Regions from separate parts of the Mus musculus genome. Here region 1 is linked to region 2. A link is a loop called in an ENCODE intact Hi-C map of the cell type or tissue named here. Cell type or tissue: gastrocnemius. All regions are shown on one strand. Each heading gives the region's core, and the rest is flanking DNA. Links, peaks and the distances in the headings are about the cores only.

Region 1 (10,113 bases), core at 4,686-7,185, 52 kb before region 2:
TATAAAGGAAAACATTACAGTTTTGGAGGTTCAGTCCATTATCATCATAATAAGCATGGCAGCATCCAAATAGACATGTTGCTGGAAAAGAAGCTGGGAGATCGATTTCTTGATCTGAAGGAAGCCAGAGGAGACTGTATACCACACTGGGCATAGCCTGAGCGTATGAAACCTTAAAGCCTGCCCCCACAATGACACAGTTCCTCCAACAAGAACATGCCTCCTAATGCTGCCACTCCCTATGAGCCAAGCATTCAAACATAAGTGAGTCTGTGGGGTCGTTCCTATTCAAACTACCACAATACCTATGTATTTTAGCAGTATATATGGATGGAGAGAAGACTGTAGTGTGGCAACATAGTTCTAGGTTTTACATGCATCCACTGAATTCATGTTAAGATATAATTCTATCCACATTTTGTACAAAAGACTATACAATTACTTTTCATGAGTATCAAAACAACTGTCCTTTCTGAAACAAGTTCCTGGGCTGGAGAGATGGCTCAGCAGTTAAGAGCACAGACTGTTGTGGCTCACAACCATCCGTAATGAGATCAGATGCCCTCTTCTGGTGTGTCTGAAGATAGCTACAGTGTGCTTATATATAATAAATATATAAATCTTTTTAAAAAAAGAAAAGAAACAAGTTCCTAGGATGCTTAAAAGCCATCAATAATACAAAAAGTTTCAAAGAGTGCGTGCAGATATGAAATAAGCCTTGAATAAGTCTCTAGTTGTGTATTACAAGAAAACTCCTGTAATTTGCTCCAAATCCAAATGACTGTCTTCTTCAGTGTCTTTAGAAAGGACATTTCTAGTATGATATATTGAGAGATCATATAATAAAAGGAATTTTCTACGACTAAATTTGGGAGATTTGTTAGTTGGTATGGTGTTTGATAAACACAGTGTATGATATTATCTGAACAGGCAGATTTTCAGCGATGAGATAATATATGTACAGGTGGAGTTTCAGAGTTGATTATTTGTTGTGAACAAAATTTTTGGTGCTCAAAGCAGAGTAAACAATCTTCTGAAAGCAGACAAGATATCATCATCAGGAAAGACTGCAGGATAATAACGGCATATAGGACAGCACAGCTGGAGAACCATATGGCTCTTTTCATTGCTGACTCTTTATTTCCTCATTCCCAGACGCAACTGAGTTTTGCCTACACCTGAATGTGAACACCAAGTATCTGCGGTTGTTAATCTCTACATTTGTGTAAACATGTGGGTGCTGGGAGAATTGGGAAGTTCCCAGGATTCATCTACTGCAATGAATCCTACTGAATGCTTTCCTCAAAAGACTGTCAAGACATGTCTGCCCTCCACTGCAGCATTGTTTCATGTAACCTAAGGATAACCTTCACCAGGGTCATCCCAGGTAGTTCTTGTACAGAAAACTGTGGCCCCTAACCCATATCTCTAAAAGAAAACTATTAGAGGGTAGATCCTGGGAATTTGTTTTAATTCCCTGACTGGGTGACTGCAATCAGACAAATGTTTGAGAAGCACAACAGGCAAATCTAGGCAAATTATTCACCAAATGTTATAAGTTACAAGTGGATTTGCTTTTCTAGGAAAAGCTTTGAACTTCTCTACCAGTTCTGCAATATGATACCTAAACCTCAAAAAAAAAAAAAAAAAAAAAAGCTGCTACTGTCTAGCAGAATTGTATGTCCTTCATTAAAGGGATCAGCAACCTAACTTCAGTTCTTCAAAGGCCAGAATATAAATGCCAGAATCAATCATAAAAGGCAAATTAATTAGATGAATTGTTATCTTTTCCAGCAGAGGGAAACATATTTGTGAAGTAGAATTGGAAGAGTCAAGACAACAATCAAGGTTAATGTTCCAAAAGGACATAGAATCCTGTTGACAGATCACTAAAATACATAGGAGATAAATTTTGAATTGATTTTCAAGGTACTAGGTAAAAGAAAAATTATAATATGCCATTAAAAATGATCTCCTTCAGTTTTCCTCTTCTCCGAGTGTTTCTCTCCAGGGTTTTTACTGTCAGCTGTCTAACGTGATAGAATAAGAAATACATTTAGCTACATAAACATCTACCAAGGGTCATTATACTAAAGACAAAACTACACCAGGTAAAACTCATTTCTTGACTGGTGGGGAGACAGATGGCAGTTTCTGGCTGCAGCAGTTTCAAGCTGAGATCAAACTGACACTGAAATTTGCCTTTCTCAAAAGCCCTGGTCAGAACTCATATTTCTAACAGCTGCAGGATCAGGTATCTGTAGTCTCATGGACACTGGGTTTCAGCTTGTCACTCCACAGGCAGAGTGAATGTGGCACTGTTATAAAGCCTACCTACTGGAGTTCCACCTTGAGCCTCCACATCAGGAAGACAGATGTCTGGAGGTCAGTGTAAAGAGGCAAAGGGAGGAAGCAAATGCCCAGACTCCCACTTGTCCCTTACCCACCACTTCCACTTACACCTGAGCAGAACACTGTCCAGGGATATCATTTACAGAATTAATTCTGTGCTGAGCTAAGCTCAGAATGGGGAGGGACTAAAAGAGAGAGGGAAATGGTGAGTCTAGAGTGTTGTTACTTTTAGTTCTTCTTACCATCTTTTAAAGGTGGTAGCTACCTGGGCCACATTCCACTGTTTTCTACTTTCCTCCGCTCACTACTGGAAAAGCACCTACCTGCTTCAGAAGCATCTTCCCTCTGTAGGCAATGGCTGCATCCACTATGCATCTGTGAACACATGATGAGACTTGCCATGGAGAACATGGGTTGCCTGCTCAAGGTCACCTTCATGGCCTTTGAGAAGCAGAGCTGGCTGCAGTGCCACCCCGGAGCATCTGCTTTGACCTGGGACACCTGTTGCCCAGAGCCTTTCCTGGGCCAAGTTATCATCTGTTTGTAGATCCTTTGGACTGGAAATGTTGATATTGGAATCATCAAATGACATTTCTATAAGCATTTCCTTTAAAAAGGAAAGTCTTCCATTTTATATTTCTACTTATGGGGTTGCTTCTTCTTTTCAAGCCTCCCAACTCAAGTGGAGGAAAAAGAAATCCAAAACAAACATTGTTAGCTCTGCTCAGCCTTCTGAATGCTGCAATCCTTTAATAAAGTTCCTTGTGTTGTGGTGAACCCCAACCATAAAATCTTTTGTTGCTACTTCAAAACAGTAATTTGCCACTGTTGTGAATATTAATGCAAATATATTATATATGTCTTAGCCAGGGTTTCTATTCCTGGACAAAACATCATGACCAAGAAGCAAGTTGGGGAGGAAAGGGTTTATTCGGCTTACACTTCCATACTGCTGTTCATCACCAAGGGAAGTCAGGAATGGAACTCAAGCAGGTCAAAAAGCAGGAGCTGACGCAGAGGCCATGGAGGGATGTTCTTTACTGGCTTGTCTCCCCTGGCTTGCTCTGCTTGCTTTCTTACAGAACCCAAGACTACCAGCCTAGAGATGGTACTACCCACAAGGGTCCTTTCCCCCTTGATCACTAATTGAGAAGATGCCCCACAGCTGGATCTCATGGAGGCACTTCCCCAACTGAAGCTCCTTTCTCTGTGATTACTCCAGCCTACGTCAAGTTGACACACAAAACCAGCCAGTACAACATGTGACCTGAAAGGGGTCAAGACTCACAAGTTAAGAACTGCTGATCTAGAAGACATTGTCTCTTTTGTGTCATTGTGACCACTTTGAATTTGAAAACTGTTCCATATCTATTTTACAGTCATTCTTATCGTGTGTCTTCCAACCCAGAAAAGCTTTCCTAGAACACAGATTCACTCCTAGACAACTGCTCTCCCCACCCAGAGCCAATATCCACACAAGACTCAAAAACAATTCATGGTTTTTCTAAAACACAATCTTGAGAGTACATGTATAAGGGTAGAGGTGGGAGCTGGAGACACTAAAAGTGATTATTAAACTTATTTGGAGAGAAGACAAGTGTTTTGGGCTTTTATTGATGTGAAAACCAATAATCAAGGCAACTTTTATAAAGAAAACAATTAATTGTGGCTGACTTCCCATTTCAGATGTTCAGTCCATTATCAGCATGGTGAAAAGCATGACACCATAGAGACTTCGAGAACTTCATGTGGAACTGAGAGTTGAGGCAGCACGGGGAGACTGTGCTACACACACACTGGGCAGACCTTGAGCATAGGAGACTTCAAACCCCTACCCCACAGTGACACATTTCCTCCAACAAGGCCACACCTACTAATAGTGCTACTACCCCTGGGCCAAGCATTTAAACACATGAGTCTACGGAAGCCATAACTATCAAAACACCACAAGAAGTTAAATTGGACCAGCTTGCTATTCTGTACAAAGTAAGCATGGGTCCTTCTAGTTCCATGAACAAAATAACGTGAAAAGAGGTCAATAAATCACAGCTGATCTTAAAACTCTCTACAAAAAAATTATAAAATTTATAAATTATAAAAAGACATCAAATTAGCTAACAAATAAAATTAGTAAACTTGAAGTTGAAGCAAATGAAATTAGTAAATTTGAGTCCTAGAATTCACTTACAGAATCCCACATAATGGAGTCTTCATAAAAACAGTGAAAGCCAAGGTAGCTATGAACCTATGAATTCTGATAAAACTCTGTAGACCCTGAACCAAAGTCAGAAACCAGTCCCTTCTGCCACTAGGATATGAACTCAATTTTAACATATTTATGTTCCATATCAAATTATACAGAGAAATAAACCCAAGTTATTCACTTTATCCACATAAATAAGATTAATAAGAAGAGAATCAAAATATTCACAGGAAGAAAAGATTTTAAGACAGCACCCAAAAGAATCATTTTCAGCTGAATGCTATTTTAAAAATTTGTGATTGCCACAGGATAATCTCAAATTTCTCAATTCAGCATTTTCTCATTTAAGGAACAGTGTGTGCAAACATCTTCCTGGATGAGCACAGTCTCCTGGAGCAGCAGTCACAGCATCTCCTGCTATTTCCCAAACGTGCTGCATTTCCCTGCTGTCCAGCGTGGCTCACATCTTTCATCCTCACAGTCTCTTCATGTTTTGGTGTTCAGTCTTCATTTTCTTTGCCCTCAGAAGCTTTTTCTAAACAATTTAGGACAGAGGCCTTCCTTCCCCCTCTAGAATATGTAGCAGTGGTTATCTAAGGAAATTATCAGTTAAATTGTTCTAGAATTATCTGGAGCTTATTTGTTTATTATCATTAACTGTGTTTGAAAGAGTAAAATTATATATTTGTCTCAACCCAAACCCCTGCCCTCAAATTATGATGTTTATTCATAACGTTCAGATGCATTGTGCTTGTTTATCACGAGAAAGTTCAGAACTTCGAGCCACATTACTCAGGATAGAATTTAGTTTGAATGATTAACTGCATTTTCCTCTGTAACAAGCTTTAGTGAGTGCATTCTCCAGGAAGAAGTGATATGTGAAATTCATGAATGTAGGGAACATGGACATTGCCACCGATGGGTGTAAGAACTGGTGAGGAGGAGCCTGCTTATCCCCGGGAATCTCTGAGACCTGAGACGCCAAGGGTGGGGCTGCTCTCTCCCTGCCTCTGTGCCTACTCTGGGGCAAGTAACCCTGACACTCAACTAAGGTGATAACAGCCGGACAGTCGCAGAACACAGTTCCTGGAATGCGTCTCCATGCTCATTAGACATCGCCATAGCCTTTGCCGTCAGCCAGTGACCTTCCCTTCCTGGACATACTCACACCCTTCCCCTAAATTAAACAATTCATGGTTCATCACGAATAAAACATATGCATTCATGTCCACCCCTGTAAAGAAAGATGAATAAGCTAATATCATCTGAGAGAACTGCTTCATCAAGGATTACCGCTGGGAAGGCCTTCACCTAAGGAGCTGTGACACTAGGACTCCCAAAGAAAGCCTGTTTCATCTCCCACCCCTCTAGCACTCCACGCTTGCTTGCAATGGATCCTGCTTGTTTTGGGACCCACTCTCCCCTTCCGGCCTGATATACAGCAGTGCTCTGATGCCCTGAAGGGTGACGCTGACCACAGACCCCAGTTTGTGACTTATTCTCTAGCTGGTATACCTGGGCAGTACCCACCTAGGGAACCCGAGAGGAGACCTGGAACATTTGTCCCAGACCCTTTCCAGTCTGGTGGGAAGCTGCAAACCAGTTCCAGAACTTTTTCTTGTCCTCCTTGACTGGAGGCTTAGAGTACCTTCAATACCTCATTAGCATGGGGAAGCACTTTAGGAATCTCAGGTGCGGGCTGAACAGGTTGTATCAGGAGAAAAGAAAATGATCCTGTAATCTAACTGAAGGTATATGACATTCTCCAGGTAGAGGCCTATTCCGGGGCATTGAATTCTCCAGACAAGGTTAGAGAAGGAGAAGCCCCGCTAACAAAGGGAGTCTCCCATATTGGGCTAAGCCCAGGGGCTATCTGGTCATGGTGGACTTTGACCTTAATTAGCAGAGTTTCCCACAACTTCATGTCATTTTTGTTATACCAGTTCACCACCTAAAGATAAAAACATGATGTGACAGTAGAGACAGAGCCAACTTCTCTCCTTCACACACTCCACCCTGGGCTTCTGTACGGCTCACAATATTTTAGTGGTATTTAGTGTATCAGATTAACTGGCACCATCATGACACTAAAGAACTTCCTTTTCTTTCATTTCCAAAATCCCTACACACCAAAGCTCTTTCCAAAGCAGTCCACTCAGCTGTTAACAGCTGTTGCTGAGTGTCTGCTGACCACCAGCTGAATAAACATGTCGATGATGTAATAGAGTCCAACTGAACACACGCTGGCCCTAGTTAAACTTGTTCTTGGAACTATGTCCTATTATTCTAAGGTCTCATTTTCCACAGCACCTGTTAGCTTCTTGGGTTATCAGTCAGCTTGTTGAGTAATATTTTCCCATATAAATCAATGTTGCAAATAGCTTGATATGTGACCTTAGACACAGTCATGAAGGACGGACAAATCCTAAGAGTGAACTGAGTATGACCAGGAAGGGAATAGTGAGCCCAGAATGGAGCAAGGACAAAGGAAAGGATACTTCACCTTGCCTCTTGTGCCTGGTGGAGAGAGGGGCATTTTCCATTCAGTTTTCTCTGTATTTACATGTTCTGATATATGGCAAAAGGCAGCCCTGCCATGTCAGGCTGCAGCAGCAGTGGGTGCTGTGGATTTGCCTTTGTGCCACTTTGTTTTTGTCTAGCTGGTTGGGGAATGCAGGCAAATGTGGGGTTTTATATAGCAAAGTTATGGAAGAGAGGGGCAGGGATTTTATTGACACAGCTGGGAAGATTTTTCTGGAAGAGGAGAGTTATATGATAGGTTCCATAAGAGTAGAATCTCAGAGGGAGAGAGGAGAGAGAGAGAGAGAGAGAGAGAGAGAGAGAGAGAGAGAGAGAGAGAGAGAGAACTCTCATGACATTTTGCTGTGTGTTATGTGACTGGACTGTAGCCACTATTGTTCCTTCTCACTGAACACTTCAGAGCTCCAACCATGTGAAAGGGAAGGGAAAAATGACGGCACTCTTGGCTGATCTTGTCTGAGAAAGAGCCACAATGGAACTGTATTGCTTAAAGGACAATCAAATCATTCTTCCACTTAAAATTACAATTTAATTTTTTCTTTGCTGTAAAAGACATCTGAGTTGCTAGCAAAAAAAAAACAAAAAAAAAAACCAAAAAAAACAAAACCAAAAACCAAAAAACAAAAAAAAAAAACCAAAATCTTAGAGTGCCTCATGGTTTCAAATCAGTTTCCTAAATTGATGGCTCATATGACTCACCTAAATGTAAGGATGTATTATCTAGCAAACAGTTCACTATTCATAATTTTTAAATGTAATATTGCCAGGCAGTGGTGGCACACACCTTTAATCCTAGCTCTAGGGAGGCAGAGGCAGGCAGATTTCTGAGTTCCAGGCCAGCCTGGTCTACAGAGTGAGTTCCAGGACAGCCAGGGCTACACAGAGAAACCCTGTCTTGAAAAACAAAACAAACAAGCAAAACAAAAACAAAAACAAAAAGAAAAAAGAAAAGAAAGAAAAAAGAAAAAGAAAGAAAAAAAAAGCAAGAAAAGAAAATGTAATATTAATCTATATCATTTTACATAGTTGACCCTCTTTATTTTCTGGAATCAAAATATCTGGTGGTGTTTGAACAAAGTAAAATTCAGGGCATATCTCTGATTTGTACTAAGTATTTCTTATTCGAATTACTGCTAGGCATGCAGTTATTGCATTCTGGGAACATTTTTAAGATTTCTTTCTCCCCTACATGCTCCATATTTTGAAATCACTCCCCAGCCTATCTTGACCACCTGTTCTGAGCTCTTCGAAAACAGAGCGTGTTCTACTGCTAATCTTGGCACAACAAAATTACAGACCCCCTCACCCTACCATGTGGAATTTTAAAGCTTTAAAACTGAGAAGTTGGAGTTTCTACTCTTGTTCCCTAGGTCACGTGAACATTTGAGACGCCACACTATTCATATTTCAAATGTCTTTGGCCTCATACTTATTTGAGAAGAATTAATATCTAACTCTGGCTAATAATAAAAAAGAAGAGGAAGAAAATGAGAAGGGAGATTCCGAGGAACCAGGATAAGAAGCTAATTGTGTTCCTGTTCTTTTCGTATTCTAAATGGCTTTTGAATGGGGAAAACAGCCTCTGTTCCTGGAATAGTCTCTTGATGGCTGTGCTGTGGTCAATCACTCCCCCAGACCGTGGGGTTCACAAAACCTCCATGGTTCCTACTTCCTGCTTTTGGTCTCCCGTACATCTGGATCAGTGCAAAAAGCTGTAGCAAAATAATAATAATAATAAAAGAATCCAACAAGCCTTTCATTATTGTTAAAAAATGCTCTCCCTGCCCAGTGACTGTAAATGACCCCTTATTGCTCTTTGCACTACAGTTAAATAACCTCTCCAGACAATAGGCACCCTTTCATTCCGCCTCTAGGCTTTCTATTTAAAAAAGTGTTTAGGATTTTGCATTTGTCCGTTTTCTTCAGTATATTTCTTATATTGTCCTTTATATGTCCTTTATATGCAGAGTCCTCTCCTCTCATGACTTTTCAATCAGTCTTTAAAAATCTGAAAATTGCTCTTACCATGGAATTTCGTTTCCACAGGAGGCTAACCCTAAACAACCTAGTCGATTTCAACTTATGCAAGGTCCGCCCTCCTTCATGGTTTTGACTCCCAGGAAAGGTTTCATTCATTTGTTACTTGTTCATTCATTCAATTATTAATAATCTTCATTATATCCCAAATTGGGAACAAACATGCATGTCATGATGGTCAAAATTATGGGCATGATTCTGGATCCTAGCTCTACCCTTTGTCAAAAACGTGACTAGTACTAGTAAGTTATTTAACTTCCTTTATCACAATTTTCCCAAGAGTCACATAGACACAAAAATAGTAACCCTCTAATCTATTGTGAAGATTAAAAAAACAAATCTATGCAATGTGCTCTAGCCTAGTGACATTTGGCTTATGTCAAATATGATCTAGAGATATTGTCACAATGGTCGGCATGAACTAGATATACTATGATTCTAATTCTTGTGTTCAAGGTTAAGTTCATCCTTTGGACTTAGGGATCCATAACTGGGCTACACTCTCCTGTGCCTTCAAGGTAATGAACCCAACAGGCACTCTGTTCATAGTTCTTATCAATAGAAGCATGAGCTTCTCAGAAGCAGGTTTATTCTGATAGAAGGATCCCAAGCCTAGGAAAGCTATCATGATGGGACAAGGGGCTCTCTAATGCATAAGAGGATTCTAGAGCAGTTAGAGCATCCATGTGTGAAGAAACTGCTTTGACCAATGGTGTGTTCAGATAGAATCCTGCCTTTTAGACATGAAGTGTGTGTTGAAAGGAATTGATGATATTTTAAAAGTCCCATTACAATGGCTGACATTGTCCATTAGCCTGGCTACTGTGTCTCAACAAGTGAATGTCCAGCTGTCAGGATGTTGGACATGAAGCTCGAAGAAAAAGAATGAGAGTAAACACTTGAAATTGAGGATGCTGGATTTTTCCTCCTTTATCCACAATACCTTTGCTAGCAGATCTGTGAGTGGATGGGGGGCAGGG
Region 2 (10,113 bases), core at 3,796-6,295:
TCAGGAAACCATTACCAGACTTTGGAGAAAACAAATTTAGGAAAGGACAATTCTTTCCAGGTTATAACACAGCTAATGTTAAAATCTCAGAGAAAGGTGATTAAGATGAGTATCCAGGCTACCCTTGTCTCTTTCTCTCCCATTTTCTGCTGGCCTTGTTTACTTCTCAACCCTAATTGGAAACTGTCCTCAAACAGGACGTTGGCTGATACTTCAGAGGTCTGCATACCCAGGTGAAGAGCAAGGCAGACAAGAGTAGAGGGGGAACCTTATGGAGAATCAACAGAGAATGGCCACACACATGCACACTGCCCACTTCTCCTTGGTACATGTAAAATGGAAGATCAGAAGTTGTCTGTGGCCTGGTAAAAGAGGAGGCTTAGAATTAAAATGGGACTCTATTCCTATGGAGAACGAATGGATAGATAGATAGATAATCTAAGTGAATCTATAAATCTCTCTATGGATCAGTAGAAGCAACTGCCATTTGTTGCACAGGGGCAATCGTGCTTATTCCACTGAGCTAGGGTCACAAGTAAATGTTAAGAAGATGCTATCTCCTGTTGACATGAACACTATAGGAAAAGGGGCCAGCAAAGACTGATGTGGATGGCTACCATGCAAGTATGGCTATCCCATTGGTGGGGCAGGGCAGGAAAGTACTTTGTTGGAGACTGTGGCAGAAGTGTGGTTTGGGAGCATGAAGCTAAGATTCTCCAAGGTGTGCCAGGCGGTGGTGGCGCACGCCTTTAATCCCAGCACTCGGGAAGCAGAGGCAGGCAGATTTCTGAGTTCGAGGCCAGCCTGGTCTACAGAGTGAGTGCCAGGACAGCCAGGGCTACACAGAGAAATACTGTCTCAAAAAAAAAAAAAAAAAAAAAAAGAAAGAAAGAAAGACAGACAGACAGACAGACAGAAAGAAAGATAAAGTAGAATACAAAATCAACCTATAGAGAGGTCTGTAACCTTTCCATGTATCAATAAGAACATTTTCTGGAGAAAAATATACAATTTGCTATAGCAAACAAAACAAAGCAAACTGAAAACCTTATGACTGTGATGGCTTTTAAGGTGAACCGTCAATCTGACAGAAAGTAGAGATGAGACCCTGATTATCTGTGAGGGGTTGTGGTAGTGCATTCATTAAGGGGAGAACATCTGCTCCCTGTGGGTGGCATCATATCCTGGCGGGAGTCTCTAGAGAAGCAGCCTGCCTTTGCAGCTCTCTGCTTTCCATTGGGAGCATCCTGTGACTAGGTGCTTCAAGCTCCCCATGAAGACTTCCCTGAGAGGAGTGCTGGGAGGCAGAATAAATCCTCCTCCCTTAGGTTGTTTTTATCAAGAGTATTTTACCATAATGGGAAGACAAACTGAGATACCTAACCAGGGATGGAAAGACCGCTATGAAAACTTCAAAACACTAAAGGAAGCAGTAAAGAAGACGGTAGAGATGGGATTCTCCTTGGTTGTGGTTTGGCGGAATTAATATTTTGAAAATGGCTATACTGAAAATGATCTACAGATTCAATGCTATTATCAAAGTTCAATGACATTCTTCATGAGAACCAGAGGGGGGAAAAATCTTAGTTCACAGGGAAGCACAAGAGACCACAAATAACCAAAGCTAGCCTCAACAAAAAGCACAGTGATAACGTTTTTGAGTCATGGAGGGGAAGGGAAAGAGGGGCGTACTGTTCCTCAGACCTCATCTGATTTTACTGACAGGCAGGGGACTTTAGACTTGCTGACAAGGATCTAATGGTCCGCAGAGACAAAATGTGTTTCCTAAAAGACATCTTTCCCAAGAAAGTAAATATATTGCTCTTAGTTCAGGCCAAACAATGCATTCATAGAGATACCTCAAGCAAGGTTATCAAGACCAGTATATAAGGCTAGGTTTACTAAGGGCTAACATGAGGTGTAATGATATGTTCCCAACACCTACTCCCTACAACTAAACGCTGCCTTACTAAGAACACGTCCTTAACCTTTAATCTTACTACAAATTACACTCTTAGAGGAATATTAGAAAGAAGTGTTGGGAGGAGTCTTCCTTAGCAAGCTCTAAAGATGTAATGTGAGAGAGAGTCAGCCAAATCCCATGTATACCCATTATAATAAAACCTACTTGTGACTTTCTTCTTAGAGAAGCTTACTTTATAGTTGTCCAATCGAGTGTGCTTACCATATCTTTCTTAAGAAACTTTCTATTCCCCCCCCCCCATCTTTTCCAAGAAAGGCTTTCTCTATATAGCCCTGGCTATACTGGAACTCCCTCTGTGGACCAGGCTGGCCTTGAACATAGTTCTGCCTGCCTCTGCCTCCTGAATGATAGGGTTAAATGCATGTGCCACCGCCCCTGGCTGAACCTTTCTAGTCTTAATAAATCCAACTGTTGCCTTGAAATTCAGTTCTTTATAGTATCTAGGTTTTGCATGGGTAAAACTGCATGGCCTGGTACACGCGAGCACGTGCGTGCGCGCATACACACACACACACACACATAGAGAGAGAGAGAGAGAGAGAGAGAGAGACAGAGAGACAGAGAGAGAGAGAGAGAGAGAGTTATATCCATCTAAGTTTTAATAAAGTGCCAAGAACATACATTGGAAAAAATGACAACCTATTCAATAAATGTTGCCAAGAAGGCTGACTGTGAAATTAGATCCATATTTCTTAACTTGCAGAAAAATCAGTTCAAATGGATCAAAGATCTCCACATGAGATCAGAAGCTCTGAAAGTGCTAGAGAAAAACATCTGAATACATAAGTACAGGCAAGAACTTTCTAGAAAGGACTAACAGCACAGGAAAACACTGTAAGAAAGGACAAATGGGGTTGTACACAATGTAAAATTTTCTACACAGAAAAGGAAAGTTACTTTGATGAATAAAACAATCCTACACAATAGAAAACGATATCATTGCCAACTGTATGCCACACAAGGGTTAATATCTGGAATATATAAAGAACTGAAAAAATTAAATACTCCCAAATCTTCTAATCAATAAACTAGTTGACGATTTGAATGGACAATTTTCTAAGAAAGAAGCAGAAGCTACTAATAAATACCTTTGCTATCCATGAAGTGCAAATTAAAACTGCTGAGAGTTTATGTCATTCCAGTCAGAATGGATACCAGCCAAAAACAAATATGGATGAGGCTGTGGGAATAGAGGAACCCTTATTCACTGCTGGGGGGTAAGCTACCACAGTGCTGCCAGCCAGTGTGGAGATCAGGATGAAGGTTTCTTAAAAAGAAATAAACAAAAAGCAACCAAGCATGTCCCAGAATTTTTCCTGTCCAATTACATTAGGGCAGCAGGAGGCCTGTGATTGGACAGGGAAAAGGAAGGCCGAGCTAAGAGTTGAAGAGCCAGAGAGCATCCCAGGGGAGAAAGAGAAAGATGGAGGCAGACGTGCACCATGGTGGCTTTAACCAGCCACAGGTAGTTATGATATCATAAGGTTAGAATAATTAGGATATAGCTTTTATCATTATCAATTGGTTCTGAAATTATTGTATTGGCTTCTTGTAAATTGAGAATTTATTGATACATAAATCTGATTGGTTAATTATAAGGTTCAAGAGTTTTGCTTTACTTGGTTACTGGTATGTGGGACTTCTGATGGCAGAGAGGGAACTAGAGGCTCCAGGGACAAGTGAGCCAGATGCTGGGGGTGGGGGGTGCGGCTGGAGAGAGTTGATGGTGGCAGGAGCTCCAGAAGCCTGTTGGCCCCTCTGGGGAGTTGGCGGGTTGAGAGAAGCAGGAGCTCAGAGAATTGACAGGTTCATTTTTTAATATTTCCTGAAACACAAGCAAACCAAAAACTTTATATTATAAATAAACAAAAAAACCTATTCCACTATACCATTCCTGGATGAATATACCCAAAGGACACTGTAATGTACTATGGAGGTACTTGCATATTCACGTTTATGGCTGCTAAGAAATGGAACCTTCCTATAAACATACTAAGGAAAAGAATAGATCCAGAAAATGTGTTACATATGTGATACATAAACATAAGCAATTTTTCTTCAGCTCCAATGAACTTATGACGTTGTAGAAATAAAGATGTAACACATCTTTTTTTTTTTTTTTTTTTGGTTTTTCGAGACAGGGTTTCTCTGTGTAACCCTGGCTGTCTTGGAACTCACTCTGTAGACCAGGCTGGCCTTGAACTCAGAGATCTGCCTGCCTCTGCCTCCCAAGTGCTGGGATTAAAGGCGTGCGGCACCACTGCCCTGCTGTAACACATCTTTTAAGTAAACTAAACCAGACTCAAAGACTTACTCTCACATATGTGAAACCATGTATGTGTGTGTGTGTGTGTGTGTGTGTGTGTGTGTGTGTGTGTGTGTTGAACTACAAAGTCAGAGGTCTGAAGGAAGCAGGGAAGAGTGAAAGAGATGGTTACAGAATATACAAATTGTTACATGAATGAAGAAGGGAATTAAGCGGGAAGGAGACTATTAAGAGTGGGTCAGGGGGAGAGGAAGACAATAGGAGAGTGGGGCAATAAGAACAAATTATGTATTAAAACTCCATAATGAACACATGACTTGGGAGGTTAACCTAAAATTCAAAGTCTGTCAGGTATTCTAGGAAGCTAGGTTATCCGGCCTCACCAGACAATAAAAATGGCAACTTCCACAGTGTCTTTAGTTGGGGAAGACAGACAGTGAAGGATAAAATACACAGGGAAATCTCAGGCAGGGCTTGTGCTAGGAGAAAAGTACCACAGCTCTTTGGCAGGCAGACTGGTCCTTCAGATGAGAGTCATCAGGGCTGTCATCTTTGAACAGAGGCCTGCAGAGCTTAATATGAGTAAGGAAAGGGAAACTAGACTTTCTAAGAGACAAGGGAAGACTATTCACCAGAGAGAGGTCAGCAGAGGTAGAGTGTGAACAACCTCAAGTAGGAGACTTGCGAATGCAAGAGAGAGCTAGGAGGCCAGTGTGCTAGTGTGGGAAGGGCAAGGGCAGTGAGGTAGGGATGGCAGCCAGGTGAGGTCATAAACACCTTTGTAGGCCAGGGGAGAGAGTTAATATTTTCCCATAAGGGTTTTAGGCTGATCATGCTGTGTAATGCAGCAAGGCAAGCCTCCTTTCCCATTGTAAAATGTAATCTTCATAATTCTACAAGAAATAAATTCTAGTGGCACAAGAGTGGAAACGTCCAGTTACAGTTTACACTGCAGTGGCCAGAGCACTGTGCCCAGTGGACACAGATGGTTATCTTGGATAGGCATGTGCTGCATAAATATGGGTGAACTGATCCAAGACTGGCCTGTGCAGAGCGCTGGCAGCCCAAGAGCTGGCTCAGAGCTAAGGGCTCCGCATCTGGATTTTAGTCTGCAATGTGAACTGGAAGCGAACACAAGGCTTCTGTACGGTATGGGAGTAAATGACAGAGCAGAAACGGAAATAGGAGTGCCTAGATGATGATGATGATCATCATCATAAAATATTAAGTAATATTTCGGCAGTCTTTCGGATTCTCTTCACAAGGTCCAAGTAGCATATTGATGCCTCAAGGTTTAATTTCTCAGACTTATTCTCATTCACACCAGTCAGAAGTGATGATATCACAGTGCCCTGATAATATAACTCTCACATGTCCGTGGTTTTTCTTCTCACTCATTTATATACTTCCATCAAGAAGTAACTGGGATTCTTACTCTTCACTCTGTGGAACACCAATAATTGACAATGGCAAAGAGAGAAAGGATTTTGGAAGGTTCCTAAAGCATCTAAAAGCTAGTCACAAGTCACTTGGCAGAATATATCGTGGAGACTGACCCAAACACGAGGCCTGGACATAGAAGTCAGCCTACTATGACCGAGTAGAGAATACAGGGAATATTTAGTACACCTACTACTATTCAGTCATCCATAACCATGGTCTTAACGGTTGCCTGTGTATCAATGTCAAAATTTCTAGGAGTGATAATTCATGTCAACGCCATATTCCTATTTTCAAACATCCACTGGAATGCCACTTTTGGGTGGATATCATGGACATCTCAACTCTGATGCATCAACTTCATTTGTACATAGTTGTAATATTTTCCTTAAGTCAATGGCTTTCTTCTATCTACTATCTCAGATAAGAACTCTAGCTAACATCTTTGATTCCTTACCTTGCTCTCCTAGCACTGGGTCAGTCATAAGTCTATACATAGCTCGTGAAAGGGCTGGTAACAGCAACCCTTTTTATAAAGGTCTTTTGAGGAATCTTTTCCACTCTACGCAGCACAGTGCTTGGCATTCAGGAAAGGACTAGGGTCTAGAAGGCACATTCTCTGAAGAGTGGCTCTTCACAACCAATTCCCTGGGCTCCTAAACAACCGAGTTATCTAGAAGCCACTGGGAGACTTTGCTCTCTGGGATGGTACAATTATCCTCCTACGAACAGATAAGAACTCCTCCCCTAAAGTCGCCAGACAGCTTTTGGGGGAGAGCGACACCCCACTGCTGGTTTGCAGGAAAGGTCAATCAGAAGCCAAAGAGAGGCACTTGGCAAGAGTCCCAGCAGCTGCGGCCAAGGGTCTTTGACACGCAGGCACGCGCGCGCCCGTGGAAGCTGAGAGCGCGCAGCCCCGGGTCCCCTTTCCGCTTCCCGTGGCCTCCCTCCGCCTCACTCTTCTGCCCCGGGCAGCCGAGGCCTCCGTTGCCTGAGAGACGCGGGTACCTCGCCACTCATCCGCAGCACCAGCCGGGCGTCACGGGGGCGTGACCGACCACCCAGCTATGTCTCCGCCCCCTCTGCGCGTGCCCCGCCCCTCGGGCCCAAGGGGGCGGGCTCTGCGGGCGCGGGGTCCAGACTCGACCGACTCCCGGCGGGACCGCGTCTCGACCGCCGCTGCCGCCCTTCTCCGGCCGTTCCCTCCCCGCGAGAGGACGCAGGGAGCCGAGGCCTGGCGTGCGGGGTGCCATGGAAGGCCGCAGGCGGGGGGACGCGGCGGGAGTGGAGACACTGGCCGGCTGAGGCCGAGGCATGCGGAACCCCGGTGGGAGCCTGCCCCACACGCTGCCCCGGGCCTTGCAGCACGCCGGTCGGACGGGAGTCGTGGAGCAGCCGGGCCGCTGGGCACCGGAGCGGACAGCGGGAGGGGACCGCTCGGAGGACCGCCTTCCCCGCGGGGGCGGGGCCAGCGCGGCGGCGGCTGCTGCTGCGGCGGCGGCCTCGGGCGCCCTGCTCGGCGCCTATCTGGAGCGCCACGGTCTGCCCGCGGCCTCGGACTTGCCGGCGCCGGCCGGGGCGTTGGCAGGCGGCCCCGGGAGCGGCGGCGGCGTGGTGGTCGGGGTGGCCGAGGTGAGAAACTGGCGCTGCTGCTGCCTCGGCAGCACCTGTTGGTGCCGGAGCCTCGTGCTGGTGTGCGTGCTGGCCGCCCTGTGCTTCGCTTCCCTGGCCCTGGTCCGCCGCTACCTGCAGCACCTCCTGCTCTGGGTGGAGAGCCTCGACTCGCTGCTCGGTGTCCTGCTCTTCGTCGTGGGCTTCATCGTGGTCTCCTTCCCCTGCGGTTGGGGCTACATCGTGCTTAATGTGGCGGCCGGCTACCTGTACGGCTTCGTGCTAGGCATGGGGCTCATGGTGGTGGGCGTCCTCATTGGCACCTTTATCGCTCATGTGGTCTGCAAGCGGCTACTCACCGCCTGGGTGGCTGCCAGGATCCAGAACAGCGACAAGCTGAGCGCCGTTATCCGCGTCGTGGAGGGAGGAAGCGGCCTGAAGGTGGTGGCGCTGGCCCGGCTGACTCCCATACCTTTTGGGCTTCAGAATGCAGTGTTTTCGGTAAGTGGGGTCCCCCTGGCCCCTCCTTCTCGTGCTCTCTCCAAATTTGTCTTTTAGAGGCCTTGTGACCACCCTAGGAGGCGCTCTGTATGACAGAAGAGTCATTGACATTTTTATGGCACCCTGAAAAAAATTACACTACAAATTCATATAACACAGCCCCTTGGAAGACCTGATAAAGAACTATCCCCCCCCCCCCCCCCCGTGCGTGTGTTTGTGTATGAGTTTGATAAAAAAAAAGTACTTTGGTAGCTCTTGAGCCATAAAGCTTTGTGACTTGACTTCCCCAGCTTTCTCTCTGCCCTGCATAAATGCAGCAGGGTTCAGATTCAGGTTTCTGGTTATATTGGAGCATGGATCGCTTTTGTTTTTAACAGTGGAGGAGGAGACAGCAGTAGACCCCAAGTTCTTGGAGTTTCCTAAATTTGTAGTAAGCTTCTTAAAAGTAGTTTGCTGTCTTGGAAAAGCTGAGAATCCTGTTTATCTTTGTTTAGAACTCTATTTGAAGTCACCTGGGTGGTTCATAAAAACAAAATGAGCACCGGCTCTTCTTACACACATTATCTAAAGACTCTTGCACTTATGGTCAGAGGTTTAGTTTATTCTGTGTAGGCTTCTATAGCGAGGATGCACCTGAGTTAAAGGTATAAATCATTGCTGGTGAGGTGGCAACCACTTGATGGGAACTTTATGGCCTTAGGACAAATTATGAAACCTAATCCGACTATGTTTTGTTTTCTAGCCCAGGCTATCCTAGAACTCACTGAGTAGCTCAGGCTGACCCTAGACTGGCAGTGATTCTCCTGCCTCAACCTCCCTTAGTGCTGTATTACAAACATGAATCCCCATGCCCAGCTTTGACTTTCCAGAAAAAAGACTGAATGGGTTTCCCACATTCAGTGATTGCACATTAGAGTTCATACCTGAGATTCCCAGGTATGCACCCGTCAACTGAAAGGAAACTGCATGTATTGAGAGATAGCAGTAAGTTTGGCCTCAGCCTTTCTCAGCTTTTATTGTTTCATGTTGTGAAATATGAACATAAACTTTGATCAGCCTTATAATAGATCAGCTGTACCAAGGCTTGGAAATATGATGGAGGATTAGGAGCATGTATAGTTTTAATTCTGGTGGTGTGATCTGTCTCTGGCACAACCTGCATCTTTTCTTGTCTACATAGTATGTGACAACTGCTATTCTAGGCTCTCTCCAGGTATCTTCCATTCTTCAGCTGGTACACATGACTTCCAATAGTTGTTGCCTACAACAGATGAGAAGACTATGCTGGTAGTCTGCTGTCCTGTCTTAGGCGTCTGCTGACCTTGGCTAAGGTGTCTTGTTCTTTCTGCACCTTAATTTGTTTGCAAAGTGAGGAAAGTATTGGGCCTGGCCTGTTAGGCTACTGGGATTACATGTGATATATATGTAAGAGTCTGACTTGCATTTCAGTGTTTATCTACTGTTTGCTCTTTATGTTGTAATCACCTATGGTCGTCTCGGAAGTAAATAAGTGGTAGAGCCAGACTTTGACCTATGGCTTAGACAGAGCCTCAGCCTGTGGCCCTCTCTGTTTCTTCATGGAATATTTATTAGCTAGTAAAGTCATGGATATTGAGGAAGATATATACTGATTACAACTTTTTCCTTTCCTAATGTCTCGTATATATTAAATTCATAAGAAGTACTATACTACTGCAAATAGTTTGAGGTTACTCAGTTTGTAGTTGAGTTTAACAGGGGTCAGGAGCCTTTCATTTTGGCATTACTGGATCAGGAGAAAAAAATAAAAAATTCTATTACAGGAGGATATTGTTACCATTTTAGATAGAAGAAAACAAAGCCTCATTTATTTATCTTGGAACTTTTAGAGTCACCTGCCGAGGCAGAACTGCAGTTGCAACATGTAATCAGCTGATGCAGTGTGTGTTTCTATACAGTTCTCAAACACAAACAGGCAGGATAGGTCAGGAAGCCACTGGATATGGTCTGTTGATTCACATCCTCCTCGGCTGTCTTCTCGCAGGAGAGGCCCTTTCAACCTCAGCAGTTGGCTGTGCTTGCTCAGGATCTGTGAGACGAGAAAGCACAGTGTAGGGTGAAGTTGGCTTTAACCTGATTTCTCCCTTTCGCCTTCTAGACCGTCATTGTGCCTCCACCCTCAAGGCTTCCTGCCGATCATACCTAGCCAAGCATACTTTTTGGTCTTCTACTTTTCTCCTTATTGAGTCTTTTAAAGTACTGCCCCCCTCCTGTTGAGACTAACTTCTCATTTTCTCAATGACCATGAATATAATTAGCGCAAAGAGAAACT

What was found. Hi-C counts contacts between places; a loop is a spot of excess contacts. Peaks named below come from ENCODE experiments on the same cell type or tissue, not always from the same donor. Only the 100,000 strongest peaks of a DNase experiment are listed, where the experiment ranks them.
Region 1: it touches region 2 in a loop (2.1-fold over the local background); 3 of 42 quality-filtered maps call a loop at or near these places.

Annotation. Positions count from the first base shown.
Region 1 is chr4:15,206,543-15,216,655 of GRCm38, forward strand. No RefSeq gene overlaps it. Among named protein-coding and RNA genes, the nearest start is that of Tmem64, 54 kb to the right of the region's middle. In gastrocnemius, for the core only: no CTCF peak of the experiment used is centred there; no DNase peak of the experiment used is centred there; H3K27ac peaks cover 1,104 bases.
Region 2 is chr4:15,258,948-15,269,060 of GRCm38, forward strand. Tmem64 (transmembrane protein 64) reads left to right here and starts at 6,873. Exons shown (of 3, transcript NM_181401.3): 1 at 6,873-7,802. The coding sequence starts at 7,005. Gm51436 (a long non-coding RNA gene) reads left to right here and starts at 7,810. Exons shown (of 2, transcript XR_003955370.1): 1 at 7,810-10,113. In gastrocnemius, for the core only: no CTCF peak of the experiment used is centred there; a DNase peak (open chromatin) is centred at 5,260; H3K4me3 peaks cover 176 bases; H3K27ac peaks cover 340 bases.